Linked DNA regions of Homo sapiens: regions 1 and 3 are each linked to region 2. Evidence: chromatin loops called from intact Hi-C (ENCODE). Cell type or tissue: heart left ventricle. All regions are shown on one strand. Each heading gives the region's core, and the rest is flanking DNA. Links, peaks and the distances in the headings are about the cores only.

Region 1 (10,687 bases), core at 4,129-6,628, 86 kb after region 2:
CAATTTTGGAATAGGTGTGGTGTGGTGCTGAAAAAAATGTATATTCTGTTGATTTGGGGTGGAGAGTTCTGTAGATGTCTATTAGGTCTGCTTGGTGCAGAGCTGAGTTCAATTCCTGGGTATCCTTGTTGACTTTCTGTCTCGTTGATCTGTCTAATGTTGACAGTGGGGTGTTAAAGTCTCCCATTATTAATGTGTGGGAGTCTAAGTCTCTTTGTTGGTCACTCAGGACTTGCTTTATGAATCTGGGTGCTCCTGTATTGGGTGCATAAATATTTAGGATAGTTAGCTCCTCTTGTTGAATTGATCCCTTTACCATTATGTAATGGCCTTCTTTGTCTCTTTTGATCTTTGTTGGTTTAAAGTCTGTTTTATCAGAGACTAGGATTGCAACCCCTGCCTTTTTTTGTTTTCCATTGGCTTGGTAGATCTTCCTCCATCCTTTTATTTTGAGCCTATGTGTGTCTCTGCACGTGAGATGGGTTTCCTGAATACAGCACACTGATGGGTCTTGACTCTTTATCCAACTTGCCAGTCTGTGTCTTTTAATTGGAGCATTTAGTCCATTTATATTTAAAGTTAATATTGTTATGTGTGAATTTGATCCTGTCATTATGATGTTAGCTGGTGATTTTGCTCGTTAGTTGATGCAGTTTCTTCCTAGTCTCGATGGTCTTTACATTTTGGCATGATTTTGCAGCGGCTGGTACCGGTTGTTCCTTTCCATGTTTAGCGCTTCCTTCAGGAGCTCTTTTAGGGCAGGCCTGGTGGTGACAAAATCTCTCAGCATTTGCTTGTCTATAAAGTATTTTATTTCTCCTTCACTTATGAAGCTTAGTTTGGCTGGATATGAAATTCTGGGTTGAAAATTCTTTTCTTTAAGAATGTTGAATATTGGCCCCCACTCTCTTCTGGCTTGTAGGGTTTCTGCCGAGAGATCCGCTGTTAGTCTGATGGGCTTTCCTTTGAGGGTAACCCGACCTTTCTCTCTGGCTGCCCTTAACATTTTTTCCTTCATTTCAACTTTGGTGAATCTGACAATTATGTGTCTTGGAGTTGCTCTTCTCGAGGAGTATCTTTGTGGCGTTCTCTGTATTTCCTGAATCTGAACGTTGGCCTGCCTTGCTAGATTGGGGAAGTTCTCCTGGATAATATCCTGCAGAGTGTTTTCCAACTTGGTTCCATTCTCCACATCACTTTCAGGTACACCAATCAGACGTAGATTTGGTCTTTTCACATAGTCCCATATTTCTTGGAGGCTTTGCTCGTTTCTTTTTATTCTTTTTTCTCTAAACTTCCCTTCTCGCTTCATTTCATTCATTTCATCTTCCATTGCTGATACCCTTTCTTCCAGTTGATCGCATCGGCTCCTGAGGCTTCTGCATTCTTCACGTAGTTCTCGAGCCTTGGTTTTCAGCTCCATCAACTCCTTTAAGCACTTCTCTGTATTGGTTATTCTAGTTATACATTCTTCTAAATTTTTTTCAAAGTTTTCGACTTCTTTGCCTTTGGTTTGAATGTCCTCCCGTAGCTCAGAGTAATTTGATCGTCTGAAGCCTTCTTCTCTCAGCTCGTCAAAATCATTCTCCATCCAGCTTTGTTCTGTTGCTGGTGAGGAACTGCGTTCCTTTGGAGGAGGAGAGGCGCTCTGCGTTTTAGAGTTTCCAGTTTTTCTGTTCTGTTTTTTCCCCATCTTTGTGGTTTTATCTACTTTTTGTCTTTGATGATGGTGATGTACAGATGGGTTTTCGGTGTAGATGTCCTTTCTGGTTGTTAGTTTTCCTTCTAACAGACAGGACCCTCAGGTGCAGGTCTGTTGGAATACCCTGCCGTGTGAGGTGTCAGTGTGCCCCTGCTGGGGGGTGCCTCCCAGTTAGGCTGCTCGGGGGTCAGGTGTCAGGGACCCACTTGAGGAGGCAGTCTGCCCGTTCTCAGATCTCCAGCTGCGTGCTGGGAGAACCACTGCTCTCTTCAAAGCTGTCAGACAGGGACACTTAAGTCTGCAGAGGTTACTGCTGTCTTTTTGTTTGTCTGTGCCCTGCCCCCAGAGGTGGAGCCTACAGAGGCAGGCAGGCCTCCTTGAGCTGTGGTGGGCTCCACCCAGTTCGAGCTTCCCGGCTGCTTTGTTTACCTAAGCAAGCCTGGGCAATGGCGGGCGCCCCTCCCCCAGCCTCGCTGCCGCCTTGCAGTTTGATCTCAGACTGCTGTGCTAGCAATCAGCGAGACTCCGTGGGCGTAGGACCCTCTGAGCCAGGTGCGGGATATAGTCTCGTGGTGCGCCGTTTCTTAAGCCGGTCTGAAAAGCGCAATATTCGGGTGGGAGTGACCCGATTTTCCAGGTGCGTCCGTCACCCCTTTCTTTGACTCGGAAAGGGAACTCCCTGACCCCTTGCGCTTCCCAGGTGAGGCAATGCCTCGCCCTGCTTCGGCTCGCGCACGGTGCGTGCACACACTGACCTGCGCCCACTGTCTGGCACTCCCTAGTGAGATGAACCCGGTACCTCAGATGGAAATGCAGAAATCACCCGTCTTCTGCGTCGCTCACGCTGGGAGCTGTAGTCCGGAGCTGTTCCTATTCGGCCATCTTGGCTCCTCGCGACAAAGAAAAGATTCTGCTGCCGGGTGCGGTGGCTCAAGCCTGTAATCCCAGCACTTTGGGAGGCCGAGGTGGGCAGATCACAAGGTCAGGAGATGGAGACCATCCTGGTTAACATGGTGAAACCCCATCTCTACTAAAAATACAAAAAAATTAGCCAGGCTTGGTGGCGGGCGCCTGTAGTCCCAGCTACTTAGGAGGCTGAGGCAGGAGAATGGTGTGAACCTGGGAGGCGGAGATTGCAGTGAGCCAAGATCGCGCCACTGCACTCCAGCCTGGGCAACAGAGCAAGACTCCGTCTCAAAAAAAAAAAAAGATTCTGCTAAAAAGACTTTTGCAGTTGGAAATAGAATTCTACTAAACATGCAAAGACCTTAACACAGATCCTACACAAAGAAATTGAGTTAAACATGCTCAGATCTCAAAAAGAAACCTAGAAATGGAATAATGTGTTATCAGAGCACACATTAAATGTGTTCTTAGAAGCACACTTTGTAAATTCTAAACAGTCCACAGTGTAGGAGAATGTGGCAATAATGGTCTTATTAAAGCAGAATCAAGCACTGGACCCAAGGACCACTGTTCAACTGGTGAAAAATCCTTCCTCTTTGGATTCTTCCCCTTGGATCCTATAGACCAGAGTATTCTCAGTTCTGACACCAACTTTGCCATGTACACTGTAGGCATCATAGCAAATCCTAGCTAAAATAGTGTTATATCCATTACTGGCACATTTCTCTCATTTCAAAATGATATTCCTGATTATTTATAAAATCTTCTGGTGAAGATTTCTACAGTATACCTTATAAGGTATGTATAGGATGCACCCTGCTACTGAGCTACCTAAATCCCTCCACATTGTTCACATTTCTCGGAATGGCTGTAAACTGTTTCTCCACTGGCTGTAATGACAAAGGGAAAGAAGTATTTCTTCTTCCCAATCTCATGACATTGTAACAAGCTCCCAATCTTTTCTCATTATCTGCACCAACCATTCCAAGATCCTTCTTTCCTATAAATTCTTAAAGGAGAAAACAAAAAGGAGAACATTTTTTAAATAGCTACAAAGGAGAAAAAAATCAAACATATTAATATTTCTGGGAGGTTTAATGTTCCCGTGGGAAGAAGGTCAGATAAACAAGGTGGGTGGAGTGGGAGGTGAGGCCCAGAGTAGAACAGTCCAGGCCACGTTATGTCGCCTCTGGTGGAAGCCCTTGAAGGAGGCAGCAAGAGGGTTGCAGACCTGAAAATCAGAGCTAGAGAAGTTTATCAGGCACCCTGAAGCCATCTGGGCACCAGCAGAACCCACACTCTCGGAACACTGCTGCATGCTGAGCCCAGCCAATTGCAGCCCAGCCTGCACCACAACCACCTGCCCTCTGCTCGGCACAGCTCTCCAGCAAAGGGTCTGGGCAGAAGGCTTTGCACTTGTGGTGTGTGCAATGCTTATTTCTTCAACCAGAAAAGTCTTTCTGAGCTTTGTTGAGGGCATCAGATCTCCCTCCGTCGCGCTTATTTTTCAATATAAATGTATAAATGGTGCTTCTATAACAGGATGCCAAGAAGCCCAGAGTCCAGAGAATCTCCTGGGCCCTAAAACCCGGGCTGGCCCAGGCCCTTCAGTTTAGCCTTGAGTCCTGGGTCCAGTCGTGTGCACTGATTGATCAAGGGCCAGTAGTCCATGGTGAAAGAAGGATCTCAAGGCAGAGTTAAGCTCTCCCTCAGAGACCTTGCTACAGCCACACTTAAAACCAGCTCTAGGCAGCTGTGTCCCTGGAGATCCTCTCCCTGGCCGGGCACTACATCCCATTCCATTTCTGTCCTGCCATTCTTTGAGGCCAGGGGAAGACCTGCCTCTCTATAAAGCCTCTCTTGACCACCCCCACGGGAGGCTCTCACTTCTATCGCCCTTCAATCGCTGCGACTGTTACTGTGGACACTGTCTCCTCAGCAAGAGCGTGAGGCACTCAGCTCCTTGGTCTCTTCTCGCATGAAGCATGCTGCTGACATGTGGGAGACACCAGGGCTGTTGAATCAAGAGAGACCGTGTTGTTCCATCCTCCCCTAGACACCACAGTCCAATTCCCGAAAGGACCCAATGTTTCCTGTAGCTGATCACAGGTAGCTGAGTGCCCAGAGGATGGTAAAATAATTTCCATTAAGTATGGACTTCCAGTAAGGATGGACTTACTGCAGTCCATATGGGGTCAAACTCTGAATATGAGCAAGTCTTGCTTCCTTAGTCTCCCTCCCTCCTTTCACCCTCAGCCTTGTTCATGCCTACCGACCTCATCACCAGCATCACCAAGACCTCACAGCCATGAGGTCCCTGAAGTCTGCCCTTTGTTCTGGGAAAGTGGCATAAAATTTTTTTTTTTTTTTTTTGAGACGAAGTCTTGCCTTGTCACCCAAGCTGGAGTGCAGTGGCGTGATCTCAGCTCACTGCAATCTCTGCCTCCGGGGTTCAAGCAATTCTCCTGCCTCAGCCTCCTGAGCTGAGATTACAGGCACTCTCCATCATGCCCGGCTAATTTTTGTATTTTTAGTAGAAACGGGGTTTTACGACGTTGGCCAGGCTGGTCTCAAACTCCTGATCTCAGGCGATCCACCCACCTCGGCCTCCCAAAGTGCTGGGATTACAGGTGTAAGCCACCACGCCCAGCCAATTCTTTTTTCCAAGTAAAGCCCTCATTAGAAAAACAAACGTCTCGCCTGCTCATATTATAACATTTCACAGCATAATTTTGGTATATTTTTATGCTTTTAAAACCTCTTCCCACCAAGGATGAAGAAGAGGTGGAGCAAAGTGAGTGAAGAGATGGATATTTCTGTTACAAACAGGCAAGTTAATGCCTCTCAGAAACGACTGAAGGGGCCTGAAAGGCCTGGAAGAGTAAATGGACCTCCCTAAAGGTACCAGGTCTCCCAGAAGGCAGTGGCCATAGGCCAGCCACTCACAAGGGCCTGGCACTATACAACTGGCCCTGAGCCCATGCAGGGCAGGAACCGGAGGGATCCTCTCCCCCTCGGTATCAAGGTAGGAGCCAATTTGTAGGCAGCCACTTGGGCTCCATTGGGCCACTGAGTACCTTGTCTCACCCATATGTTTTCCCTTTCCTTACAAAGCTGTTTCCTCAGAGGGTTCAGTGAGGAAACTCCTGAATAAACAGAGAGCATGCTGTTGGCCCAAGTTCTCTGAGGTGCACCCCAGGGACACAACCCTGGGCTGAGCCTACTTCCAGGCCTCTTGCCAGCCCTCCTGCCAGTCACAACTGTTGTTTCCATGAAGTAGCTTCTTTCATCTCCACTTACTTCACCCTCTGAAGGAAAAGCTTATGTCTCCAAACAGCAAGGCAGAAGAAATCTCTGAGGCAGATGTCTACCAAAGGTGCTGCAGCCCTCTGCCCTCTCTTCCAGAAGGCCCTCCCCAGCGACAGAACAATGGCTCCAATCATGCCAGGGAGCTCCACAGGCCTCCAGGCTGCCTTCCTTTCAGTGTCTGTTTAGTTCAAGGGCCTCGTCTTGTGTGAGGGGTGTGGGGTGGGCAAAAAGCTGCTGACATGAAAGGCCACAGAGGCACAGACATGGCTGTTATCTCTATTTTACAGATGGTAAAGCTAAGGCTCAGAGATCATATAGCTGAGAATGGACAGAACCAGAAGTCCAGCCCATGTTTGTCTGATTTGAAATCCCAGATCTTAACCATGACCCTCTGTCCATGGTGGACCGTTTGGATACATGGGGCCAGTGCCACAAACCAGGTTCATCGTGTGGACAGGAAGGGCCCTGCCAAACTCAAGGATTGGCTCAAGAAATAAATGGGCTGCACCTCAGAAAGGGGGCCAGGGAAAGTGGGTTTTGGTGGCAGCAGATGACCCCATTCTTTGCCAATATTATCATTGCTGTTTTGCTCTTGAGTTTCAGAAATTCAAGAAATAGTAGACAATGTCTACCACTTGCTGGTGCAATCTTGAGCAATTTACCTACTCTCTGCATGCCTCATTTTTCCTCATCTGTAAAATGGAAATATTAAGAGCCCCTATCTCATAGGGTGGTTGTGAGGATCAAGTGAGTTAATATGTGCAAACACCCAGAACAGTGCCTGGCACTTGGTAAGCACTGTATATTGCTGATGAGATCACCACCATCCCCATCTTCATCCACATTACCATCACCTTGGTCTAACACCTCCCTCATATCTCTCCAGGCATTATCAAGCCCTCTTGCTTATTGCTCCCAGAGCTGTTAATGACACCTTTAATAGAGTCCTCATCACTTTGTATCGATGCACTGAATATGAGAAGGATCATAATTTTCCATCTCTGTATCTCCAGTGCCTTCTACAGTGCCTAGCATATAGTCGGTATGCAATAAATGTGTCGAGTACATGCAACATGGTACTTAATTCTAAAAATATGGCTTTCAGACAAGTCACAAAGCCTATTTTTTTTTTCTTTTTGAGACAGGGTCTCACTCTGTCGCACAGGCTAGAGTACAGTGGCACGATCATAGCTCACTGCAGCCTCAAAGTCCTGGGCTCAATCTATCATCTCGCCTCAGCTCCCTGAGCAGCTGGGACTATAGGAGCATACCACCACACCCACGTTTTTCTTTTTCTTTTTTTAAATAGAGATGAGTTCTCCCTATGGTGCCCAGACTGGTCTTGAACTCCTGGGCTCAAGCTTCGGCCTCCCAAAATTGTGAGCCACCACATTTTGCCAAGGTCATCTGATTTTTATAAGATTTAAAAATATGTCTCCCCAGACATACAGATAAGAAGTACACACGATAATATGTGACAATAAAATTGAAAGGGTTTGAAATTGTCAAGTAGGCCAGGCGTGGTGGTTCATACCTGTAATCCCAGCACTTGGGAGGCCAAAGCAGGAGATCACTTGAGCCCAGGAGTTTGAAATTAGCATGGGAAACATGCTAATTTTTGTATGTTTAGAAACCCTGTTTCTACAAAAAAAAAATTTAAAATTAGCAGGGCATGGTGGTGTGTACCTATAGCCTCAGATACTTGGGAGGCTGAGGTGGGAGGATCTGTTTGAGCCCAGGAGTTCAAGGCTGCAGTGAGCCAGGATCAGGCTACGGCACTCTAGCTTGGGCCACAGAGCAAGACTCTATCTCAAAAATAAATAAACAAATAAATAAGTAAAAATAAATAATAAATTGTGAAGTGTTGAAGACGTAAGAAATTTCCATTGTGATAATCATTGTATCAAATAATACTAACAAACCCCATCTGAGGTCCTGATGACCTAGAGATCCTCTCCCTCTTCAGCATTTAAAGACTCAGAAGTAGATATGGTTCCTGAGAAATAGCCCCATGAATGTTGCCCTAAATAAAACACTTTTCCAGGCTGGAGGCAGTGGCTCATGCCTATAATCCCAGCACTTTGGGAGGCCAAGGCAGGTGGATCGCTTGAGTTCAGGAGTTTGAGACCAGCCTGGGAAACGTGGCAAAACCCTGTCTCTACAAAAAATACAAAAATTAGCCAGGCATGGTAGGAGGATACTTGAGCCCGAAAAGTTGAGGCTGCCATGAACTATGACTGCGCCACTGCACTCCAGTTTAGGCAACAGAGTGACACACTGTCTCAAAAGAAAAAGGAAAACAGCCAGGCACGCAGTGGCTCACGCCTGTAATCCCAGCACTTTGGAAGGCTGAGGCAGGCGGATCACGAGGTCAGGAGATCGAGACCATCCTGGCTAACATGGTGAAACCCCCTCTCTACTAAAAATACAAAAAATTAGCTGGGCGCCGTGGTGGGCGCCTGTGGTCCCAGCTACTCGGGAGGCTGAGGCAGGAGAATGGCGTGAACCTGGGAGGTGGAGCTTGCAGTGAGCCAAGATCACGCCACTGCACTCCAGCCTGGTGACAGAGTGAGACTCTGTCTCAAAAAAAAAAAGGAAAGAAAAAGGAAAGCAACTTTTCTAAGGAATCACCATCATTTGGAATGTTTTAAAATGAGCTTTTCAAAGACAGACTCCACAAATCGATTCATGAACTATTAATTGAGCACCTATGTGTGCCAGGCACAGGATCTACAAATATGAGTTAACATCAGGTGCCTACTTCTAAGGACTCTGCTCTCTAGTAAGGGAAACAGACACCTGATCCAATCATTCTTATACAATATGGAGGGTGATAAATAAAGACATACCCACTGTGTTCAGACTGCAGAGGAGGGACCCAATTCGGAGGTCTGTGGATTTTGAAATGGAAGTAGAGATTGGCCTAGGACAAAGGGTGCATGTTGAAGTTCTTTTCTGGGCAGCTATGGTTCAGAGACACCCAGGATTCCTAAGCACACTGCTGCACATTCTAAGAAGGCACAACTATTGCTATTGCAAGCCATGTTTAAGAGGCCAGCAAGAGGAAGCCTCCTCCTGGGCGTGCACTGGAGCTGCTGGCCTGGGGCGCGTACTCCATCCCAATACCCAGGACATAGGTATCTTTGCTCAAACAAAGCCCGTGCTGTTCCCGGCTGCCACAGGCTTCCCAGCAGCCCCAAAGCCCTCCCCACTGGGTCTATAAATAATAATTGAATGTCGTCCACCTCACCTTGAAAATGCTCACCACTACCCATGCCCTGAGGGAGGAGCATTATCCTGTTGTTTCTGATGATTTCCTTCCTTCAAGCCCAGGCCTGTGCACCCGCTGGTCATTATGGATGTGTGTCTGGTTTTCAAGAGGATGGCTACTCTTTGTATTTAGATCATTATTTTTAAATAAATGAGGTGCTGTGGCAAGTGAAACAATAGTGTCTGTTCTGAATGATAACCCTTCGTTCACCTTGTGTGGCTGGGTATTCCACACTAGGAAGAAATGTGAGGGGACCCATAAAGGGAGCCCTAAGGTTTTGAGCCAAGAGTCACTTCCCTTTTAAGGAAAGACTCTTTCAGTTCGCATGGCTGCTGGGATATGTTTTCCTCTCAGGGCTAGCTGCAGATCCCTATGCAGGTGGGACTTTTTGGAGGTAGCTCCTGTGATAAACTCTCTTCAGGGAATTAATGCATTGTCCCAAATCAGGCTCCTCTGTTTTCAGCTAATCCCCGCAAGTAACCTTCACCTTCTGCCTTGGAGGCCTGAGGGGCTTGAAAGGCCACTCACTCCCTCATCTCCCCCAGCACTTGGCACTGCAGGTCCCAGGAAGGAACTCCAGGAAGAGGCTGGGCTGGGGAAGAGGAGGAAGAGAAGGAAGGCTTGGCAGATCTCTCTGGCACTGGGCCAAACACACTAGATGCAGAGAGTAATAAGCCTCTTTTGTAAATGATGTAGAGCCCAGAAAGAAATTCTGCAGCCTCGAGGTGCTTGTTGAAGTGGAACAGGCAGAGGAAGGAAATACCAGGAGGCAGTAGCTGATAAAATGTAGCTCTGTGGAAGAGTCACCAGATTTGTCAAATGGAAAAAGTGAGAACTTCTAAAAAAAAAAATAGAATTGCAGCTGGGTGTGATGGCTCACGCCTGTAATCTCAGCACTTTGGGAGGATTGGTTGAGGCCAGGCATTCAAGACCAGCCTGGGCAACATAGTGAGATCCTGTCTGTAAAAAATTACAAATAAAAAATTAGCAGGATGTAGTGGTGCACACCTATAGTCCCAGCTACTCAGGAGGCCAAGACAGAAGGATCACTTGAGGCCAGGAGTCTGAGGCTGCAGTGAGCTCTGATCACATCACTGTACTCCAGCCTGTGTGACAGTGCAAGACTCTCTCTTAAAAAAAAAAAATTGTTCTACAATTTTGAACATTTGACCGCACAGGTATTAGTGATTGTTGTAAATAATGGAATTTTAAAATAATAACAACATATTGATTTCTCTCTCATTGTAACATATTTACCATAAAAGTTTCAAAATTATAGAAAAGTATAATGAAAAAATCAAAATCATCAACAATCCAGCCATCCAAGAGCCACCACAGTTAACATTTGGTATATCACCTCCTCGTTCGTTTGAATGAGATTTTTGTACAAAAGTCTTATACTATTGTTGATCATAGTCACATATCTTATCCATCTATCTCACAATATTGATTGATGGCCTACCTTGTGTTACAGATACAAAAATGAACAAAGTTCCTGT
Region 2 (10,687 bases), core at 4,836-7,335:
CAAAAGGGGTCTGTTAGAAACACTGAACAATGAGAGTTTGACATTTTTCTCCTTCTGCCTCCAGAAAAGAACCAAAGCAACTATTTTATTGCATTTATGTATTTCATAAAAGAATGTGGGGGTTATATTTATATGCCAGCAAACTTCATGAAAATGACAAAACGGTGGAGCTTGCATCAGGGGACACTGATTAATAACTCATTCCCATTGAGTTGCTTGAAAGAAAGTGGCAGCAAATTATTCCATGGGTTCTAGACATTCAAACTCTATACTTGTTAAAACGTGAAAAAATAAGTAGTAGTGCCTAATCTAGGATGAAACCTAGCCTTATTTTGTAGGAGTAGAGCTGGAAAGGGGGAAAATAGTAAATAGCATGCAATACATTTTGAATTTTGGCTGATAGTAGGCCATGTATACACATATTTTAAACAAAAATTAAATTAAAAAAAAATTTTTTTGCCCTGCCACATAAGTGCTTCTCAATTACAGTTTTTTCTGCTTCCCCTCTTGACTTCATTGATTTTGTGTGAGCCTGCAAGTGTGCACATTCTTTGAATATAAATTGCTTTAATTAAAAACCACCTGAGCCACAGAGTTCACTCTGGTTCAGGAAATTCAATTCTCAGCTTGGCGGGGTGAAGATTTAGTAGAAATGATTTTACATCCTGGTTGCCCTTCCAAAGGAGCTGTGACTTTTCCAGGACAATCTCTTCTTTGAACCCAACATGAAAACACATTAGTGCTCTTTTCAGAACAAAGAAATGTACATAGGAAATAAAGACATTGTTTTATCAAAGCCTCATCTTCTACTCTGACGTAAACTGGCTGGGAAAGAAAGTGTCTCCTTCCGAGAGGAAAGTGGTTCAAGTCTGTTTTCTCCATACTCAGAAATCTTACTCACTTGCAATTATAAAAAAGTAGATGCGAGCTTTCCCATTTTCTCTTCTCTAGCATTTTGTCCCGATCTTCCTCAGTTTGTCCAGCACAGGTTGTGAGCCCACTGCCACCCAGTGAATGTGAATTACTGACTGGATAGCCAGGCTTGGTCTGTGCTCTTTTATCTGAATGGCAGCTGACACATTATTCATCAGATTTATTTGAGCTGGCTTTGCCTCCTTCTAGGATGAGGAGGAGCACTGTTGTCAGAATCCAGGCTGCTCAGAACACAGAAGAGAGCAACAACCCCTATCTTGCAGCCTGTCTCTACATGCATGGCCTCCACCCTGGGCCCCAAAGACAGCCTGGCTGAGACCAGTTCAGGGTACATTTGTCTTGGGTATTCCGCCTACTCCATCCATATCCTCTGACACACATGGCGTGTCTGTGGTGGCCCCCTGGCTTGCCACTGCATGTAGCCAAGAGCCAGCTTCCTTCTGTTTACTTCAGAGCTCACTCATGGCCCCAGACAATCCCTCTCCACCCATAGACTCAATCGTGAGTGTGCAGCGACAAGGCCCTTGCTGCATCCCATTGTCTCTGGGAGTCTTTCCAGTACCCCCTTTCAGGGCTCCCTCTGGCTTCTTCTCGCTTCTGGATTCTCCACCTACAAGTGTGGACTTGATGCAGACCTACCACTGCCCTCATTGATGGATCCCAAATCCAGCCCCATTCCCTTGTATTACCCGTCTGAGGTCTGAGAATCCCAGCTCACTGAAAGGCTTGGGCACTCTCCACAAGGTGCCTAATAAAGACATATCCCAGGATATGATAGGACTGTGGGACCGACAAAATGCCCAGATTGTGCTCATTGTCTCTGAGTTTATTCTCCTCCTAATATGAAGAGTAACAGAAGTCTAGTTGTGCAACTAAACAGTCTGGTACCCGAGGACGTTTAAGGAATATCTAAACCAAGTGTTGACAAAAGTCACATTAAACAAGCCAAGCACTCCAGAAGATACAAACAAAAAGGTATATAATAATCTGCCACTCTGAGTAGTTAAAGAGACATACGTTTAAAAATATTTTTTCTACACTGATTTAGCACCTTCTATATATGCCAGGCATTGTACTATGGGCCAGATAACAGAAATGAATAAAGACCACTTGGTTAGCACAAGGAACTTTACAATGCAATGGGGAAAATGAGACACACAAACAAATAGCAATGATGCAGTAATGGATGTGTGCTGGGAACAGCAGGGACTGCAGCAGAGTAAGAGGCTCTGAGTGGAGGCGGTGGGTTACTCCCCAAACATTTATCCTAGGCTTATTAAGCTCTGATACTAGGAATAAAGTCCCTATTTTCAAGGGGCTCACCTGTTACTAGGAGAGCAAGATAAACAAACAGGTGCATGCCAAACAGCATGATAATGAGCAAATAGGGATATATATGGGATGCAGTGGAACTCAGAGGAGGGGCTCTAACCATAGGTAATACTCAAGATCTTTAACTCACCATCGGAAATGACTCCAGCAGTAAACAATTGACTCTATAAATGGCTGCACTGTCTTATTAGGAAAAAACCCTCTCCCAGCCCAGACTGGATGGCCCAGGAGCTTCCTGGAGGAAGTGAGGCCTGATTAGCCACTTGAAGGACAAGTAGAAATAGACCAGGCAAGGGCATTTTAGAGAGAGATAACAGTAAATGCAAATGCTTGGTGGTGTGAGAACAGAGAATCAGCATTCCTTCCCTAAACACCCCCAGTGAGCACCCAGACCACATGCACCTGGGGGTTCTCAGAAGCAGGCCTTGTGGAACAAGGCAGCTCACTCAAGTCATTAGAAGTGACATTTGAAGATGGTCAAGATTCAAAACAACACACACACACGCATCCACCCATGCATGCCTGTATGCACACAGCACACACGTGATACTGCTGTTAATAACTAGAAGCCCAGGATCCACCCTGGATAATGAAGATCAACCACTGAGCCAAGGATGAAAAGGGAGAGACTGGCAAATCAAGAAAAGCAGATCAATACAGAGGGAAACATAAAAGAACAGCCCTGAAAAAATTTCCCCCAGAGAAAAAAAGATTAAGGTCAAACTATAAAACTGCTCTAATTATAAATCTACTTAGTGGCTTAAGTGAACATACATTAATAAGACAAAATGCAAAAATGAAAATTAAATGGAAAATAAGCAAATGTAACAAATACAATGTCTGATGTAAGAAAGTAGGAGGCAGCTGGGCGCAGTGGCTCATGCCTGTAATCCCAGTACTTTGGGAGGCCGAGGCAGGTGGATCACTTGAGGTCAGGAGTTCGAGACCAGCCTGGCTAACATGGTGAAACCCTGTCTCTACCAAACATAAAAAATATTAGGCAGGCATGGTGGCATGTGCCTGTAGTCCCAGCTGAGGTACAAGAATCACTGGAACCCAGGAGGCGGAGGTTTCAGTGAGCCGAGATCATGCCGCTGCACTCCAGCCTGGGTGACAGAGCAAGACCCTGTCTCCAAAAACAAACAAGAAATGTAAGGCATTTGTAGTTTCTGCCTGCCCAGAACCCACCCTATTCTTCTGTAAGGGAGACCTCCTTTCTCTTGAGGGGCTCAGGCCCTACAGTTCAGCTGGAGCTAACCCTTACCTCTCCTCTGCCACAGGTGTGGGAATAGGACTTGGGCCTGTTCAAGGTGGCCCATTACCTCTAGTTCCAGTGATGGGTTCACACGTGAGCATATGATTTAGTCCTCTCCCAGGACTTTCCTGGTGGACTTAATGTGAAGAAGCTCTTCCTCAGTGGGAGTTGCTAAGCAGGTTGCATGTGAGCCCCAGAATGCTTGAAACCATCTTCACCAGTGGTGGGAGGTGAAGCTTGATTACATCATTTCGACTCCTGGAGCAGCTATCCATCCTGGACTTTTCTGGTATTTGAGCTAATTCCCACTTTTACTTAAGCTAATTTGAGTTGGATTCTGTCACTTGAACCCCAAAAGGTCCTGATTAATTGAAGAAAACTTTCAATCACTAAAATAATGGTTTCAAGTGACAGGCACTCTGGCCCAAAACTGACTTTCCTAAATGGCCAGACCCTACATACACTGAACACTCATAAATGGAAATATAGGAAGAGAGAGCTAGATAGCATTCACAGAATGCATTTGGTTCTGATTTGTTAAAGAATTACTGGTACAAAAAGTTTAGGCCAGCAAAAAAGCACCATAATAAGGTGTCTCCCAAAAACATTTTGCATATGTCAGAAATACTACCCAATTGATTCCTTCACTTCATAAACGTTCATTGAGCAGGTCTAGACTGGGCACTGCTAGGGAGAAACAGGGTAAGACAACATCCCTTCATAGAGAAACTCACAGTCCTGTGGGAGGCAGACATTGGAGCAGATGCACCAGCAGAGGAAGGGTGGTAATCCAGGAGAGATGAAGTGCTATAGGAGGCCACAGGCAGGCAAACAGTTTTCTTACATCAGAAGTAAAAACAATCCTTCCATTGCAGTGGGGAATAGATCCACAGAGACCTACTCACCTATCACATTTCACTTGGACATATTCATTGAGCTGATGAAGATTCCCTCAAGCTTTGAGACGTTTCTCCCCTTGAGAGTGGAAGAAAGGAAACCTACACTTGTTGAGTTCCTAACCTGCACCAGGCACTGTTAATTTATCTGTGGCAACTCAGAAGTAATGATGCATCATCGTATTATACAAATACCAAGGCCTTGATCTGCTCTGAAACCATTAAAAAAAAACACCAATTCAACAACTAAATCTAATCTGACAGTGCTGGTGATTGAAACACTGTTGACTTCATCAAAATATAAGGGGGTACCAAAAACATCAGAAAGCAAGAGAATATTTTAATGCAAAATTCCAGCATGAACAAAATATCAAAATGTTAAACAAAGACATGATCAGATCCAGCCCTGCAATTGCATGCCTTGTCCTCACTTGCCTCACCCTAATTTGGACCCTGATCCCCAGCCACATCACCCGGCTCTATGCACCTTATAAGGGTTGTCACCTGCCTTCCTGTTCATAAACAGCAAAACAATCCTTAAAATGGACGTGGCTCTCGTGCCCATGTTTGGGGACACCAGGATAACGTAAAGCCAGAAAGTTTGCCTAATCCCTGCAGATGGACAGCCACCCGCTTGGGGAAAGGAGGAAAGCTAGTGTGGGTGATGAAGCCCTGTCCTCACTGTTGAGGTAGGGAGAGGGGTTGGGTAAATGGTGAGGGGAGTGCCTGCCCTGTAAAGAGACCTTGTTCATCAGGGTTCTTAAAAACAACATCAAACCCTCTCAATCCTGATGGAATTAGCCAGATACCCTCAGGGCTTCTGAAGACACCAGTAATGAAATGCACACCACCTGTCCTATTTCCCTTCTGTGTGGTTTGAATGTTTGATTCCTCCCACTCTTGTTGAAATTTAGCTGCCATTGTGACAGTATTCAGAGATGGGACCTTTTTTTTTTTTTTTTTTTGAGATGGAGTCTCACTCTGTCGCCCAGGCTGGAGTGCAGTGGCACAATCTTGGCTCACTGCAACCTCTGCCTCCCAGGTTCAAGCAATTCTCCTGCCTCAGCCTTCTGAGTAGCTGGGACTACAGGCGCCTGCCACCACTCCTGGCTAATTTTTTGTATTTTTAGTAAAGACGGGGTTTCACCATGTTAGCCAGGATGGTCTCAATCTCCCGACCTTGTGATCCGCCCGCCTCAGCCTCCTAAAGTTTTGGGATTACAGGCGTGAGCCATCGCGCCCAGCCCAGAGGTGGGACCTTTTAGAGGTGATTAGGTCATGAGGGCTCTTCCCTCTTGAATGGGTTAAAGCTGTTATCTTGGGAGTGGGTTCCTTATAGAAGGATGGGTTCAGATTTGTATTGAATGGGGAAGCATTCCATTCATTATCTACACTAAAATAATTAAAATAGCTAACATTTATGTGCCACACACAACACCGGTTTATGTTTTCTCATTTAAAGGTATTTTTTTAAAAAATAGTGAAGTTCAAAGAAAGTTACAGGAAATATATATATATTCTGTTAATTAAGAACTAATTATTAATTCATTTATTATTTAACAAATACTTATGGATGGATAAACGAACCTACAAGCTTTATTACTTCTACATATTTAGGGCATCATGGGATTACTTCATGTTATCTTAGAAGACTTTGGAGTTTTACTTATAAGAAAGAAAATTTACTTAACCAATAATTTGATTATACTAATAAAAATTAACTCGGGCTCTGAACATGAAATTAAATGTACTCCCCCTACTGAGAACTGAAAACCATGCATCCGATTTCAGAGCCAGCTAGGAAGTACTGGCTGGATTCCACCTCTGGGAGGTGGAAGTTCTCCAGAATGGCCTGGGAGGGGCAGTTCTCTGGGTAGGTATCCCTTGCTATTTATCTAGTGCCCTTTTAGCATGTGCAGTAAGCAGCTGTTGACTTGACTGGACTCCCCCCACCCCATTCCCATGTCCTTCCCAGGTGTGCTGGGACAGGTCACCTCTGGCTGTCATTGAGCCTGGGGGAAGAAGGAGGGAGAGAGAAACAAAGCACAACAAAAATTCTCAAATGAGCTAGAAAAAATGAATTATCTATCTCACTAAGCCAAAGGGGATCTATTTAATACACCAAGGCTACAACTAGGAGGCTACAATTTCTTCCCAATTAGCCTTTTGTTTCTGCCAAGTCTCCACAAAATAAAAGAATTGACATCTGTGCAGAATCAAGTCACTTGGAAATAGTCCCCTAATATTCCAATAATTGTAATTAGTTTCCCACATCTATTATTTGAAGACTATTGACCTTAGTTAAAGAATAATTTGCCAGATTGTAAAAATGTTGTTGCTAGAATGGACCACAGATATCTAGTCATGAGAAATCTGAGGCCCAGACAAATTAACTGAACTATCCCAAATCACACAGCAAGGTAGTAGCATAATACTCTAGAAGACCATAGCTAAGCTCTGGACTCCTAGAGGACCTTTGATGGAAGCTGTCTTATGTATGTTATGTTCTTGCCTTCATCCATGCAATGAACGACAGTGTTTACATTTGTGGAAGATTTTCTACATGTTAATGAGCGTGCAGGGGTGTGTGTATGTGTTTTCTTGGCAAAGCACATGTCTGTTTAACTGTCAGCTCAGGACCCTATTGTGTTTAAGATTCTTTGATTTCAGGGAGAAGTGCCCTGAGGCTCCCAAGAGCTCTACACCCACTCCCTGGGACTCCTCACACACACCGCTGTGGAAGGTCTGCCTGGAAGCCTCCCAGGGCAAGTCCTCCCAAGGGAAGGGAAGAGGATACCACCCAAAGAGCTCCAAGTGCACATCTGTTCCCAGGCCCTGGCAGAAACCGTCGCTGGAATTTAGCAAGAAGCCTGCAGAATCATTACTATTGCTCTGGGGCTGACAGTTGTTAAGGACTCGTTAGGGAGTGTCAGTTTTCCACAGGCAACTGCATTTCTGAGAAAAGGGCCTGAACTTGGACTAAAAAAATGCTAGCAGCTATTTCTATTTCAAGAGAACAAGTTGTTGAACCTAAGTGGCAAAGGAATTCACAAACCCCTTTATCTCCCACTTCTGGCATGTTCCATCCACTCTGAACTAAGATGTGGGTCTGAACTATAAAACAAGCACTTGATGAACCTCTGCCTTCACCTCCGCCTCCGCTCCCCTCCTCCAAAACCCATGCTGAAAACAGTCAGCAGCCTTAGGAGTTCTTCACAGTCAAGGAGGAAGTTGGGAAGACAGGTTGGAAAGCTGAGGCCAGCCAATGATGGCACAGGCTCAGATGCCCATTTATCCCCTGTGTGAGAATGCCAGTAAATGAACAGAGGCTGGTGCTTTAGAAGAAAGGAAAGAGGCAACAAATACCATCCCTGCCCTTAAGGAGCATAGGATCTGAAGCAAGAGCTAACCCCTTGGAAACAAAGACCGAAATAAGACTGAGCACTACACATGATTCAGAGAGGGCATCTTTCAGCACAGAGTTTAGGGAGCAGAGAGGTCACTGAAAGCTGGAGTATTGCCCACAGCCTCCCTCTCTTCAGGCCCCCTGTAGATGCTGTGCTCTTGGAGTCTGTCCCAGCCTTCCTGTTGAGTCTGACTGCTCTCCTAGATCAGTGGTTCCTGAGAACCCACTTTAGACTCTCTCAGTCGCTGTGATGGATATCCAACTTGAATGAGCTTAATTCAGCAGGTCTCCATCTTGGCAGTGCATTCAAATCACCGGGGGAGCTTTAAAACCTACCTATGCCCAAGTCCTATCCCAGACCCAGACCAATTGAATCCAGTTCCCCAGGTGAGAGACCCTGACATCAGATCCTAATGGCAGTCAGGTTGAGAACCACTGGTTTAAGCAACAAAGGACAATTTGCAAACTCACAGAGGAAAACCACAAGAAGGTGGAGCTGTCCTTAGGGACAACTAGAACCAGGACATTGAACCAGTCAAGATCCTCTCTGTTCCTCTGTTCCCCTTTTCTTGCATATCTGTTGCATCTTCTCTCCTTGAGATGGGAATCATTACTAGTAGTGGCTCTGGCTTACCCTTTAGCAGCTAGAGGATAGAGCTTTGCTTCTCAGGTCTGTATTGACCATCCCCTACCCACCCCTCCACCTATTTTTTCTCTAAAAACAACTCTGATTGGCCTTCCAGGGGTCATGTCCCCACCCCTTGGCCCATGTTGAGAGGTTTTCATTGGTCCAGCTTGATTCACGATTGTGTTCCTACCCCTGGGGAGGGGTGCTGGGGAGACTATCATAGATCCTTGCTAGTCAAAGTGTGGTCTATGGACCAACTCTCTGGGCATCGCCTAGAAGTTTGTTAAAAAATGGAAACTCCCAGGTGCCATCACAGACCTGCTGATTGAGCATTTGCCTTCTAACAAGATCCCTAGGTGATTTGTATGCACATGAAGGCCTGAGAAGGACCACTCTAATGCTCTGGTATCGCTTTCTCAGGTTGATGAAGGTAGAGGTATTCCTTTCTCTTGGTTTCATGCTAAAGCCTCAGAAGAAGGATGCTGCCACTCCTCTACAGCTTCTGACAGCAGCAGTACCAACACCAGGTCATTCTAGCCTGGTTGGCAAGAAACCCAGTCAAGCTCCCCACACCATTCCTTCTTCTCTTTCTCAAAACCTGGCTCTGGATGAGGTCTGTGGTTTTGCTGCAGTAGCTGATAGGGAAGAGGATGTGGTTCTCTGGGCCAAATAGGGTCCAGCAGCTGGTGCTTATCAGCCATGCTCTGTGATACACACAGATGTGTCCACACCTACCTTCCTGGCCGAGGACATGTGGGAACTCAGAGCTTCCCCTGGGAATGAATGACAGAGCAAGGAAGTGACAAGGCTGATGTAGGTGTGATGGCATCCTGCCCAGCATCTTGATAGTCAGCTGGGTCGGGGGATTTGCCTCTGAAACCTGGAAGCACGTGGGAAGTACAAATATATAATCTGGGCATCTGGCCACTCAGTTTAGTGATGCTCTAGGTCCTTCCTGGAGGATACCATTTTCAAGTTCAATGTACTCCCTAGACCCCAAGCTCTATCTTCTGTGTCAACCCATTTTTCCCTTACCTTTCCCTTCCCCTGTCCATTTGCTTTCCCACTCAAACAGGAAAAGGTGAAAATTCGTGGGCACTCAATAATTATTGTTAGAAGAAATAGATGAATAAATAAACAAATGGTTTTGCATTTTTGGAAGAAGGAGAATTGAGCTTTATTTTCATCTGCTTGGATGGATAAATAGCTTTACTTCTGGGAAGTGACACAGAATTACCGCCTATAAATCATCGCCTTTGTTTAGCTCTCTCCCGCATCTCTACCCTCCACAAACAAGAAATCCTATGCGTTTGTACGAGAGAGCCTCAATTTTTATTTTTTTATTTTTTATTTTTCTTTTCTTTTTTTATTATTATTATTATACTTTAAGTTTTAGGGTACATGTGCACAATGTGCAGGTTAGTTACATATGTATACATTTGTCATGCTAGTGTGCTGCACCCATTAACTCATCATTTAGCATTAGGTATATCTCCTAAAGCTATCCCTCCCCCCTCCCCCCACCCAGAGCCTCAATTTTTAAATTCTCCCTCATGTGGGCTTCAGGAAGAGCCTGACTTTTGGTCTCAGTGGCTTCTGACCAGCATTGCCTCCAAAGAATGAAGAGAATATCCCCCCAGTTGTTTGGGTATTTTCATCCCAAGATGAAATCTACTCCTATCCTCTTGTTCCATATCAGAATTAGAACTTTAGAACGTGTCTGCTGGAGAACTGGCCTAACCACTTCATTTTATAGAGGAGGCAACTGAACCTAGAGAAAGGGAATAGATCTGTCTGAGGCCACACAACTAGTAAGAGCCAGTTGTCTGTGTAGACCACAGGTTTCCTGAGTTTGGATCCAGTTCATTCTCCTTTCATGCCACAGTGTAGCCTGTTGACCACGCTGCTATCAGAACTCGCCTCAGCAGCAGTGGCGATGCCATTTTCCTGTGGCTAGAAGGACGGCCGATTAAAGGACCTCAGTCAGCACCCTCCTCTAACGGGAGCCTGGGGGAGGGCGCACCAGGTAGGATTCCAGCAGCCAGTTCCACACCAGCCCCAGAGTAACAGACCTGTTTTTCCAAAAGTCCATTTATTTCTGTCTCCTTTACCCAGCCCAAACAGCAATGGAGAGGATTTTGCTCAAACTTTCCAAAATAACTTCCCTTTGGGCTGAGACCAAGCATGTGTAGCTTCAGGCCAAGGAATATTGAGAAGTTTATGAGCCACTAAAAATA
Region 3 (10,687 bases), core at 5,193-7,692, 200 kb after region 2:
GCACCTGAGGTCAGGAGTTCTCAACCAGCCTAACTAACATGGTGAAACCCCGTCTCTACTAAATACAAAAAAAATTAGCCAGGCATGGGTGGCGTATGCCTTTAATCCGAGCTACTTGGGAGGCTGAGATAGAAGAATCACCTGTATCTGGGAGGTGGAGGTTGCAGTGAGCCGAGATTGCACCACTGCACTCCAGCCTGGGCAGGAGAAGCAAAACTCCATCTCAAAAAAAAAAAAAAAGGGGGGGGGGACCCCAGAGAACTAACTCACTCTCTCGCCATGTACAGACACAGCTAGAAGGTGCCATCTGTGAACTAGAATGTACGCCCTCAGCAGACCCCAAATCTGCCTTGATTTTGAACTTCCCAGCCTTCAGAACTATGAGAAATCGATTTCTGTTAGTGACAAGGCATTCTGCTTATGGCCTTTTGTTAGAGCAGCCCAAACAGACTAAGACAGATGCCCCATTACTTGTTGTTGTTGGCTTTTTTGTTTGTTTGTTTTGTTTTTTTGACATAGTCTCCCTCTGTCACCTAGGCTGGAGTGCAGTGGAGTGATCTAGGCTCACTCCAACCTCCACCTCCTGGGTTCAAGCGATTCTCCTGCCTCAGCCTCCCAAGTAGCTGGGATTACAGGCACATGCCACCATGCCCCGGCTAATTTTTGTATTTTTAGTAGGGACGGGGTTTCACCATGTTGGCCAGGCTGGTCTCAAACTCCTGACCTCAGGTCATCCTCTTGCCTCGGCCTCCCAAAGTGTTGAGATTACAGGTGTGAGCCAATGTGCCTGGCCACTCATTGCATTTTGAAGTCCACATGTTACAAACTGACCTCAGCATCTTTCCATGAAGCCCCTTCCTTCTCCTCTTAATTCAGAAATCTATTCTGTTACCCAAGCCAGAAACCTGGGGGTCATACTTGACTCTTCTTTCCCTCATGGCCTATATTGGACAGACAGGGTACACTGTCCTATCAATTCTACCTGCATAATATCTCCAGAATCCCTCCACTTCTCTGTTTCCCCTGCTATTGTCTTAATTCAGACATTGATCACATCCTAACCAAATCTAGCTTGTCCAAAATGATCTTTCTAAAACCAAATCTGACCGTGTCCCTCCCTTGCCTACAATTCTGCAGTGGCTTTCCATAATACCAGTTCCTGGCTCCTTAGAAAGACAAACAAGGCCCCCCAGGACATGGCCTGCCCCCCTCTCAGCCTCAGGTCTGACCACCCTCTCGTTCCACCCTGCGCCAGCCATCTGCCTGGGCTGCTTGTGGTCCCACCCCCTTGCTGGCATCTCCTGTCTTTGCATATGCAGCTCGCTTTATCTGAGATGCCTTTCCCGTCCTTCTTTGTCTGACTTGTTCTCATTTGTGCTCCAAGACCCTGCTGAGACATCACATCCCTGGGAGACCCTGCTGGCCTCCCCAGGATCTGTTAGTGCCAGCCCTTGCTGTGTCCCATCACACACTGCAATCAATTTTCCTCATGCTACAGTGCACTCATGTCTCTGAATTATAATGGTTTCTTTCTCCCTCACTAATTGGAACTTATTTAAGGCAATAGCTGTTTATCTCTCCTTGTCAAACAAATAGGAACCATCCCAAAGCCTCATAAAAAAAGAACGGTGTCCCAGGACTCCCCAGTTCAAGCCCTGCCCAAGCACAGCACAAGCTCCAGGTGACAGATGAGGGCAGATCACATGAGCTGGAGGGACAACTCTGTGGAGTCTCCTAAACCAGGGCACAGGCCATGAATATCAAGCCACTTCAAGCCATGGTTTCTCTAGGGTGAGCATCACTCAGGAAGGACATGAGATAATTTGAAGAACTTCTTTTGACTGTGCACCTACCGAGACTGCAAAACTGCCAAGTAAGCAGTTTCCCCTTCATGTCCTTGGGTTTCCATGTCTTCATAGTTCCCCTTCAGGGGCATCCCCTTCATTCATTCATTCACTTTGCTGCTCAGTACTGACTGAGTGCTTACTAGGTGGCAGGCACCATTCCTGGAGCTTGGACTGCATCAGCGACTGCAAGAGACAAGGGCTCATGTCCTTGGGGAGCTTGCTGTGTGTGAGAAAGAGCAGGCAGCAAACAATGAGCACAGAAATTCAGCAATTATATCGTGGTTTGGGGGGCACAAGTGCTGTGGAAGGCAGAGCAGGGTGAGGGAGACTGGGAGTGCTTGAGGGAAAGTGGCTGCAATTTAAAATAGGCCTCATTGAAAGCCTGACCGATGAGCAAAAGCTTGAAGGAAGTGAGGGAGTTAGCTACAGGGATATCGGAGCAAAGAGATTTCCCGGCAAAGCGAATGACCAGTGCAAAAACCCTGAACAGAAGGATGATATATCAGAAGAGTGACGCAATCCGATGTGTGTTTTTAAAAGCTCACTCTGAATTCTGTTAAGAATGCAGTCGGAGGCCAGATGCAGGGAGGCCAGTAAGCTAGGCTGGAGGCAATAAAGGCTGGGGCCAGGGTGGCTGCAGTGGAGAAGTGACCAGTGGTCAGACTATACATAAACTTGGAAGGAAGGGCCAACAGGCTTTCTGGATGGGTTAGATGTGGGATACAAGGAAGGAAAGGGGTTTCCAAATGCAACCAAAAAGACAATTTCTAGCAACTGACATGGGGAAGACTGTGGGTGGAATAAGATTTTATACCGACATGTGAAGTTTAAGGCCAGCATCCAGATAGAAATGTTGGATAAGGGGCCGGGCGAGCGCAGTGGCTCACGCCTGTAATCCCAACACTTTGGGAGGACGAGGTGGACGGATCACTTGAGGTTAGGAGTTTGAGACCAGCCTGGCCAACATAGTGAAACCCCAACTCTACTAAAAATACAAAAAAATTAGCCAGGCATGGTGGTGCCATCTGTAATCCCAGCTACACGGGAGGCTGAGGCAGGAGAATTGCTTGAATCCGGGAGGCAGACCCAGATTGCAGTGAGCCAAGATTGTGCTACTGTACTCCAGCTTGGGCGACAGAGTGAGACTCTGTCTCAAAAAAAAAAAAAGAAAAGAAAAGAAATGTTATAGGGCAGTTGGGTAGAGGAGCCTGGAGTTGGTGAGAGAGGCCTGTGTTAGAAATATGAATTTGAAAGTCATCAGGAGATAGTAGTTAATGCCAAGAGACTTTAAATACAATGAAGGAGGGAGTATTCTCTTGCTTTTAAAACAGCTCTCTTCACTCAAAACAAATAAATACAGGAAATAATCTGATATCATTACATGTAATTGGAAATAATCACAAAAATGTATTATATCTCTCCAGGTAATGGTATTTTTCCAATGCTGATAGCTATTATTATTCTATCATTATGAAACACTTGAGCATAACTCTGTGCTGAGTATACCAGGTCCAGCTATGCTGCCACAAAAACATTATTTCATTCTATTTTTTTGGCTGAATAGTATTCCATTATGTATATATACCACATTTTCTTTATATCAAATCATCTGTTGATGGACACTGAAGTTGATTTTTTTTTTTTTTTTTTTTGAGATGGAGTCTCGCTCTGTTGCCCATACTGGAGTGCAGCGGCGCAATCTCGGCTCACTGCAAGCTCTGCCTCCCAGGTTCACACCATTCTCCTGCCTCAGCCTTCTGAGTAGCTGGGACTACAGGTGCCCGCCACCATGCCCAGCTAATTTTTTGTATTTTTAGTAGAGATGGGGTTTCACCGTGTTAGCCAGGATGGTCTCAATCTCCTGACCTTGTGATCTGCCCACCTCGGCCTCCCAAAGTGCTGGGTTTACAGGCGTGAGCCACTGCACCCGGCTGATTTTTTTTTTTTTTTTTAAAGAAAAGGTCTCACTCTGTTGCCCAGGCTGGAATGCAGTGCCCTGAATATAGCTCACTATAACCTTGAACTCCCAAGCTCAAGCAATCCTTCTGCTTCAGCTTCCCATGCAGCTAGGACTACAGGTATGAGCCACCACACCCAGCTAATCTTTTATTTTTTGTAGAGATGAAGTCTTGTTCAGTTGCCCAGACTGGTCTTGAACTCCTGGCTTCAAGGGATCCTTCCACTTTGGTCTCCCAAAGTGCTGAGATTACAGGCATGAGCCACTACGCGCAGCCTGATTCCATAGTTTTGCTATTGTGAATAGTGCTGCAATGAACACACAAGTGCATGTATCTTTTTTACATAATGGTTTATTTTCCTTTGGTAGATACTCAGCAGCAGGATTGCTGGATCCAATGGTAGATCTATTTTCAGTTCTTTGAGAAATCTCCATACTGTTTTCCATAAAGGTTGGACTCATTTATATTCCTACCAACAGAGTATAAGCATTCCCTTTTGTTCACATCCTCCCCAACATCTGTTGCTTTTTGACTTTTTAGTAATAAACATAATGACTGGTGTGAGATGATATCTCATTGTCATTTTAATTTGCATTTCTCTAATGATTAGTAATGTTGAGATTTTTTCATATATCAAAAGAAAAAACTTTCAGACAACATTTTCCCCTTGCAACAAGGCAAATATACTTCCATATGCTAATAGATTTTAATCAAGATTTCTTTGGGGACTCTTTTATTATAGGAATAGATGTAAGCATTCATTGTAAGGAATAAAAATGTAATCTTAATCTAATTAATAAATATTCTAGTTGGCCCTTCCAGCACAGCTATTGGTTGATTTTCTGTCTTCAAAATAAAGAATATCTTCCACACTGATGCCCACATAGATGGGAACCTGATGAGGATAGGAGCACCCACACTGTTCCTCACTTTTTCTAGTACTGATGATGGATTTGTCGTAAGCCATTGCACTCTACTGCTGCTGTTCTTGGGATCAGATGGGCTTTGAGGTTCAATTTTGTGACCTTGAAACAGAAGCTTTTCCTGTGTGTACTAACCAGATGATGTGGGAATTAAATCCATAAGTTTCAATTCATGTGTACTAGAAAATCAATCCTATATTTAAGAGCATACTGTGGATTACACCAGCCTAGATAGTACAAGTATTCTTTAATTAATTAACCCACAACTGTTCATTACTGAGCAGCTACCATGTTCCAGGCACTGCACTAGGTTCTTCACTTCATAGTGATGTCTACAATATCAAACCTATGAGACCAATTAAAATGTACATTGATTTTTATGTACATGTCAGATATTTTGAAGAATCCCTTTAAAATTCAGTTTAGGTTTTTATCCTCCTAAAGATCATCTCTGACCCTCCCAGGCTGGGGGAGGCACCCTTCTTCTGAATTGTCCTAATACCATGTACATATTTCTATCCTTGAGTTGACCCCACTATTTTGTAGTTCTCTTTGTGTGTCTGTTCCTAAACTCAAACATGAAATCCACAAAGGCAAGAGACTCTGCTGACAAATCTTCCCAGCTGTACTTGGCACAGTGCTGCTGTCTGGTAAGTAATCAGTGTATTTTGGTTGAAGATATGAAAAAAATAGCAAACGAATAAATGAATGGAAAGAAATCACACCCATAAACTGGGACCTGAGTCAAAGCTCAAGGTTAAGGACTTTTCAGACTGGCAATGATTCTCACATGGGACCAGACAGTACCGCACCTACAACCTGCAATGCTCATTCCTTCCTTCCCCCATTTATTTAACAGCTAACTGTGTACCTACTATGTATTGAGAACTACGCAGAGTATGCACTGATAAACAGGAGATGGAATACTCGCCTTTGGAGAACTTATGTTTTCACAGTGCTCTTCAAATAACACCAACCTATGCCTGGTCTTCGGGAAATGCCATGTTTCACTGATCTAATTCCATCATGTTCCAGGAAATACTTCTAGCAGAAAATAATATTTTATGTAGAAGCAATATAATGTTATAATTCTGAAAGCACATCATAAAAGAATTAGCTGTACTGTGTTTTTCCATTGTTTAATTTACTAGATGCTCTTATTTATTGTCAGATAAATAGCAATAGGTACCAAAGAATTAACATAAATTTATGGACAGCAAGCTTTCACTTAAGAGAACTGAATCCACTTTCTGTAACCTAAGAATTGACCATCTGAATCCATTTTCTGTAACCTAAGAATTGATCATCACAGTTTGATTTCAGTGGAAAAAATAGCCGATTACTTTTGAGGAGTTAAGAGGTTAAGGTACATGCTCATGTCAAAGAGTGGCACCTACTGGCAGAATCTCATACTGCAGCATAGTTCTATTAGGCATTAACTATTAATAATACAGCAACGGAATCACTACAGAAACAATAGGATTAGTTTGGGAGATTTCTGTTCCCCAACAACCACACCATCTTCCTATTTGGGTAGAATCCCTCACTGTAAGATACCCCAACTTCTACTACAGAATTTAACATGGAGAGAACTGCATCTCTCTAACCTTGGGACTCAGCAAGTTGGGATTACCATTGATTTTGAATCTTAAGTAAGGGACCCCATGAAGAAGGGATGGGTAAATTAGGGTTGCAGCAATGGCAGAATCCAGCAGTGGTATGTGGGTCTAGCAGCAGCAACAGAATGCCCTCATCAGATTATTTCTGCTGCCTGGCCTCTCTTAGTACTTTCCTATTTTCAGCATCTGCTTTTCCAAACTTCCTGCCAATTCTGTGAACTAACATCCATCCAATAATTTCCTTTTCCACTTAAGGAAACCAGAGTAAGTTTCTGTTGCTTACAACCAAGAATCCTGGCTGATACACTACCTAACATTTATTGTCTTCTATCTGTCTGGGATTGTTCTTCACCCCACATACACATTATCTCATTTAGTCCTTCCCCAACAAAACCCTATGAGGTAAGATCAGAGCCCAAAATAGAGGCAAAAAGACTAAATAATTTTCCCAACTCATACAAGTAGTTTGGCAGAGCCAGGATATAAAATCAGCCAGTTCGATGCTATAACTAATTCTCTTAAGTATTTCGCTATCTCACAAAAGAAAAAATACTAGGGCTTTTGGAATTATGAAATTGAAAGACAGCTGGGCGTGGTGGCTCACGCTTGTAATCCCAGCCGTCTGGGAGGCTGAGGCGGGCGGATCATGAGGTCAGGAGATCAAGACCACAGTGAAACCCCATCTCTACTAAAAATACAAAAAAATTAGCCGGGCGTGGTGGCAGGTGCCTGTAGTCCTAGCTAATCGGAGAGGCTGAGGCAGGAGAATGGTGTGAACCCAGGAGGCGGAGGTTGCAGTAAGCCGAGATTGCGCCACTGCACTCCAGCCTGGGCGACAGAGCAAGACTCTGTCTCAAAAAAAGGAAATTGAAAGACAAGACTTGAGACATACTCCTAAGGCCTCTGGGCAGATGGAGCTGTGAATTGCAGAAAGAAATCCTGCAATGCTATAAGGAAAATAAAATATTAAAGTGAGATCAGAGACAATTTTGCCATAAGGGTAATGTAGCTTAAGTGCCCTTCATTTGCAAGGGGCCCCTTCCAAAGCCCTAAATTTAATTTTGTATTTATAAATTTGTATTATTTTTCTTAAGGAAATCCTCCAAAATGAGATAGGCTTCACATTCCAGAAAACCTGGATCCATCCCCTGGATGATACCATAAATTTATGAACTAGAGACTTATTTTCTAGCTCCAGGTTTGGATACCAAGAAGGGATTCTTTATAGAGAGACAGAGGCCTACAGAATACAAATAGAAGCACAGACAACCTTGGAGACCACACCTACTCTCCCGTGCCCTGGGGAGAAAAAAGGAGAGTAAGGAATTGTTTCTTACTACCCAGTCAGGGCTCAGTGCACATTTGTGGTATTTCAGGAACCCACAGGTCTCCAGAAAGCTGGCTGCCTTATCTTTCAACAAGAAGAAAGACAGGACATCTGTGCACCCACAGGCACAACAGCAGCAGCAAGGACTGGGGGTGAGTCCTCCTGTTTCAGGCCCAGACAGCCATCAGGCCCTTCTTACAGAACCAGCTAAATGTGGCCCTGACTCTGAGGAGGAGAGGACAGATACCACACCTTCTTGGGGAGACTAGAAGGATCCTGCCTTTATTTAATATGTTGATATTCTGTTCATCATCAATATTTTTTTTTTACCAATTTTGATTGCCCTACAATAGTATTTATCTCATTTATTGAGTTTTTTTGGTATCCCCCTTAAATTTTGTGCCTAAAGTGAGTGTTTCACTTGCCTTACCCTCGTCCTGGCCCTGACTAGGCAGATAATCACCAGGCACGTGAGGAGGGGCGTTTCCCCAGAAAAAATTACAATAACTCATCCAGTCATTTGCTTATATTTTCACCATAGAACTGTAGGCCAGATGCATCAGCCATCTTCATATCTAAGTCTTAGGAGCCTTAATTACTCTAAGGGATACTCAGAAAACCCAAATTGCGTTACTAAGTAGTATTTGTCTGGAAGGTTCTTGGCCTTAGGGCAGGATTGTCTTACTGAGGCAAACAAGGTTTTAGGCCAGTGGTTATTCCTCCCCAGGCTGCACTTAGGAAACTTTTGAAAAAGTTGCCAAGGTTCTACCTCTAGAGATTCTGACTTAATTACTCTGAAGTGACACCTAGGCCGGCTTTTTTAAGAGTTTTATTAAGATATAATTTGCATACCATAAAATTCACCCTTGTAAGTGTAATGATTTTTTATTAAGATATATAGTTGTATAATCAGCAGCACAATCTAGAATATGTAGAACCTTCCCTTCTCCCCAACAAGTCTCCTAGTGCCAATGTGTAGTTAGCCCCCATCCTCACCCCAGCCCCAGGCAGCACTGGTCTGCTCCTAGTCTTTAAAGATTGCAAGCACCAGTATTTTTCAGAAAGTTTTCCAAGTGATTCTAGTGCGCAGACATGGCTAAGAACTACCATTCTAGGCCTGGTCCCATGGCTCACACCTGTAATCCTAGCACTTTGGGAGGCCGAGGTGGGCAGATCACTTGAGGTCAGGAGTTCAAGACCAGCCTGACCAACATGGTGAAACCCCATCTCTATTAAAGATACAAAAGTGGCCGGGCATGGTGGTGGGTGCCTGTAATCCCAGCTACGTGGGAGGCTGAGGCAGGAGAATCACTTGAATCTAGGAGACAGAGGTTGCAGTAAGCTGAAATCACGCCACTGCACTCCAGCCTGGGCAACAAGAGCGAAACGCCATCTCAAAATAAAAATAAAAATAAAAACAAAAACAAGAACTACCATTTTAGACACCATAGAGCTAAACTCTCTCCTTAGTCCTGCCTCACAAAATCTGGATATTTTCTGTTAGAAGTTTTTCTTCTGGAAAAATATATCTTTAATTTCATATAAAAAAGTATTGCAGGAAATAGAATAAGTTTTATGACAAATAGCCTGTAGTCAACTTTGCCAAAATATCATTAAGTGAAAGATGTCTGTACACATATCCACACGCCTATAAGTATGATATGCCTCATTTCTACACAGGCTCAGGATACAGAGTTCTTCTGTTTTACGGTAAAATTAAAAGCTCAGGGTGCTATCATCAAAGTCATAGTCATTTCCTTAAAAATTAACAAAGAAACATTTACCTCAGACTGGAAAATTACAAGGATTACAAAACTATCGTCTTTAGATGTTCAAAAGTTCCTCAGGGGAAAGTTCCAGAGAAGTACAACGTATCTTTATGATTACGTTGCACAAACATGGAGATGATAATGCAGTAGTGCTGGAAAAGCCTAGAACAAACAATCACTGACAAGTTATCAGGTGGAGTTGAGGTCCTTCTGCCATTTTAGGCATGCAGGGCAAGCAAGCACTTGCACAGAGGTGAGCCCGAGGAACAGGAATGAACTTGAAATAATTCACAAAAAATGCCAGCCCCAGAGGTCTAGAAACACGTGTGAGCAAACCACAGCCAGAGGCTGCGGGGTGAGTCAGGGCTTTCTCAACACAAGCAATGCTTCTGCCTTCACGGGCCGAAACAGAGAACCGCAGACACCAACAGCCATCAACGCAGCCAGTGCGTGGGAAATGTTTCGGGGTGCAGTTACAAGACTCCACCCAGACCGCTCCCTAAAATTGCAAAGCTTTAAAACAGTGGCCCTCAGCCAAGAAGGGGCCGTCTTAGGTTAGGCCACTGAAGTTCTCCAGCAACGAGGTAGTCGGCAGTCAAGAGAGAAGCTTCCGAGGGAAAGTAGCCCTTAACTATGGATAAGGAACGTTTGCATTTTAGTGAAGTGGATGGCCCAAAGCCATGCTTTCTCTGCCTTCAGGTTTGAAATTCTCAACATTTACAAAGATATTGGGGGCAAAAGTTATCTCCTCCTCTGATTATCAATGAGTAGTTTCTCTGAATTCATAGTCCACAGGAAAATCTCAAATGACTTTGACAAAATCACCTGAGAAGGGTGAATAAAGAAGGGTGACTGAAGACACGCCACAGCCCACACTCCCCCACACCAAGTCACTAGAAATGACAGAAAATAATTTTAAATAAGTGAATTGGAAACAGTGAAGGTAAATAAAGAAAGGCAGCATCTAGCCAGAAATAATGAGCCATTCCTGAAAGACAGAAGACAGATCAAATCAGAGTAATGAATACAAATCACATCCAGGAGAGGCAGTTGCATGGAGTGGGGATGACTCCTTAAATCAGATGAAGAGGATATTGGGAGCTTGTGCAGACCAGGGTGGTTCTGGGCCACGATCAGAGCTGGTGGGACATCACAGTAGGACCGTCAGGCAGGTGCTCTCATTCACACGCACACAAACACACATGCACACAAACACAAACACATGCACACACACACACATGCAC

The links. Peaks named below come from ENCODE experiments on the same cell type or tissue, not always from the same donor. Only the 100,000 strongest peaks of a DNase experiment are listed, where the experiment ranks them.
Region 1: it touches region 2 in a loop (1.9-fold over the local background); 1 of 110 quality-filtered maps calls a loop at or near these places.
Region 3: it touches region 2 in a loop (1.9-fold over the local background); 1 of 110 quality-filtered maps calls a loop at or near these places.

The regions. Positions count from the first base shown.
Region 1 is chr2:172,307,179-172,317,865 of GRCh38, reverse strand. All of the region lies in intron 3 of LOC107985960 (a long non-coding RNA gene), which reads right to left. Among named protein-coding and RNA genes, the nearest start is that of ITGA6, 120 kb to the left of the region's middle. RefSeq lists enhancers at 1,696-2,339, 2,340-2,984. In heart left ventricle, for the core only: no CTCF peak of the experiment used is centred there; no DNase peak of the experiment used is centred there; H3K27ac peaks cover 1,258 bases.
Region 2 is chr2:172,394,188-172,404,874 of GRCh38, reverse strand. No RefSeq gene overlaps it. Among named protein-coding and RNA genes, the nearest start is that of ITGA6, 28 kb to the left of the region's middle. In heart left ventricle, for the core only: a CTCF peak has its summit at 6,200; no DNase peak of the experiment used is centred there; H3K27ac peaks cover 449 bases.
Region 3 is chr2:172,196,148-172,206,834 of GRCh38, reverse strand. No RefSeq gene overlaps it. Among named protein-coding and RNA genes, the nearest start is that of DLX2-DT, 98 kb to the right of the region's middle. In heart left ventricle, for the core only: a CTCF peak has its summit at 6,139 (motif pointing left); no DNase peak of the experiment used is centred there.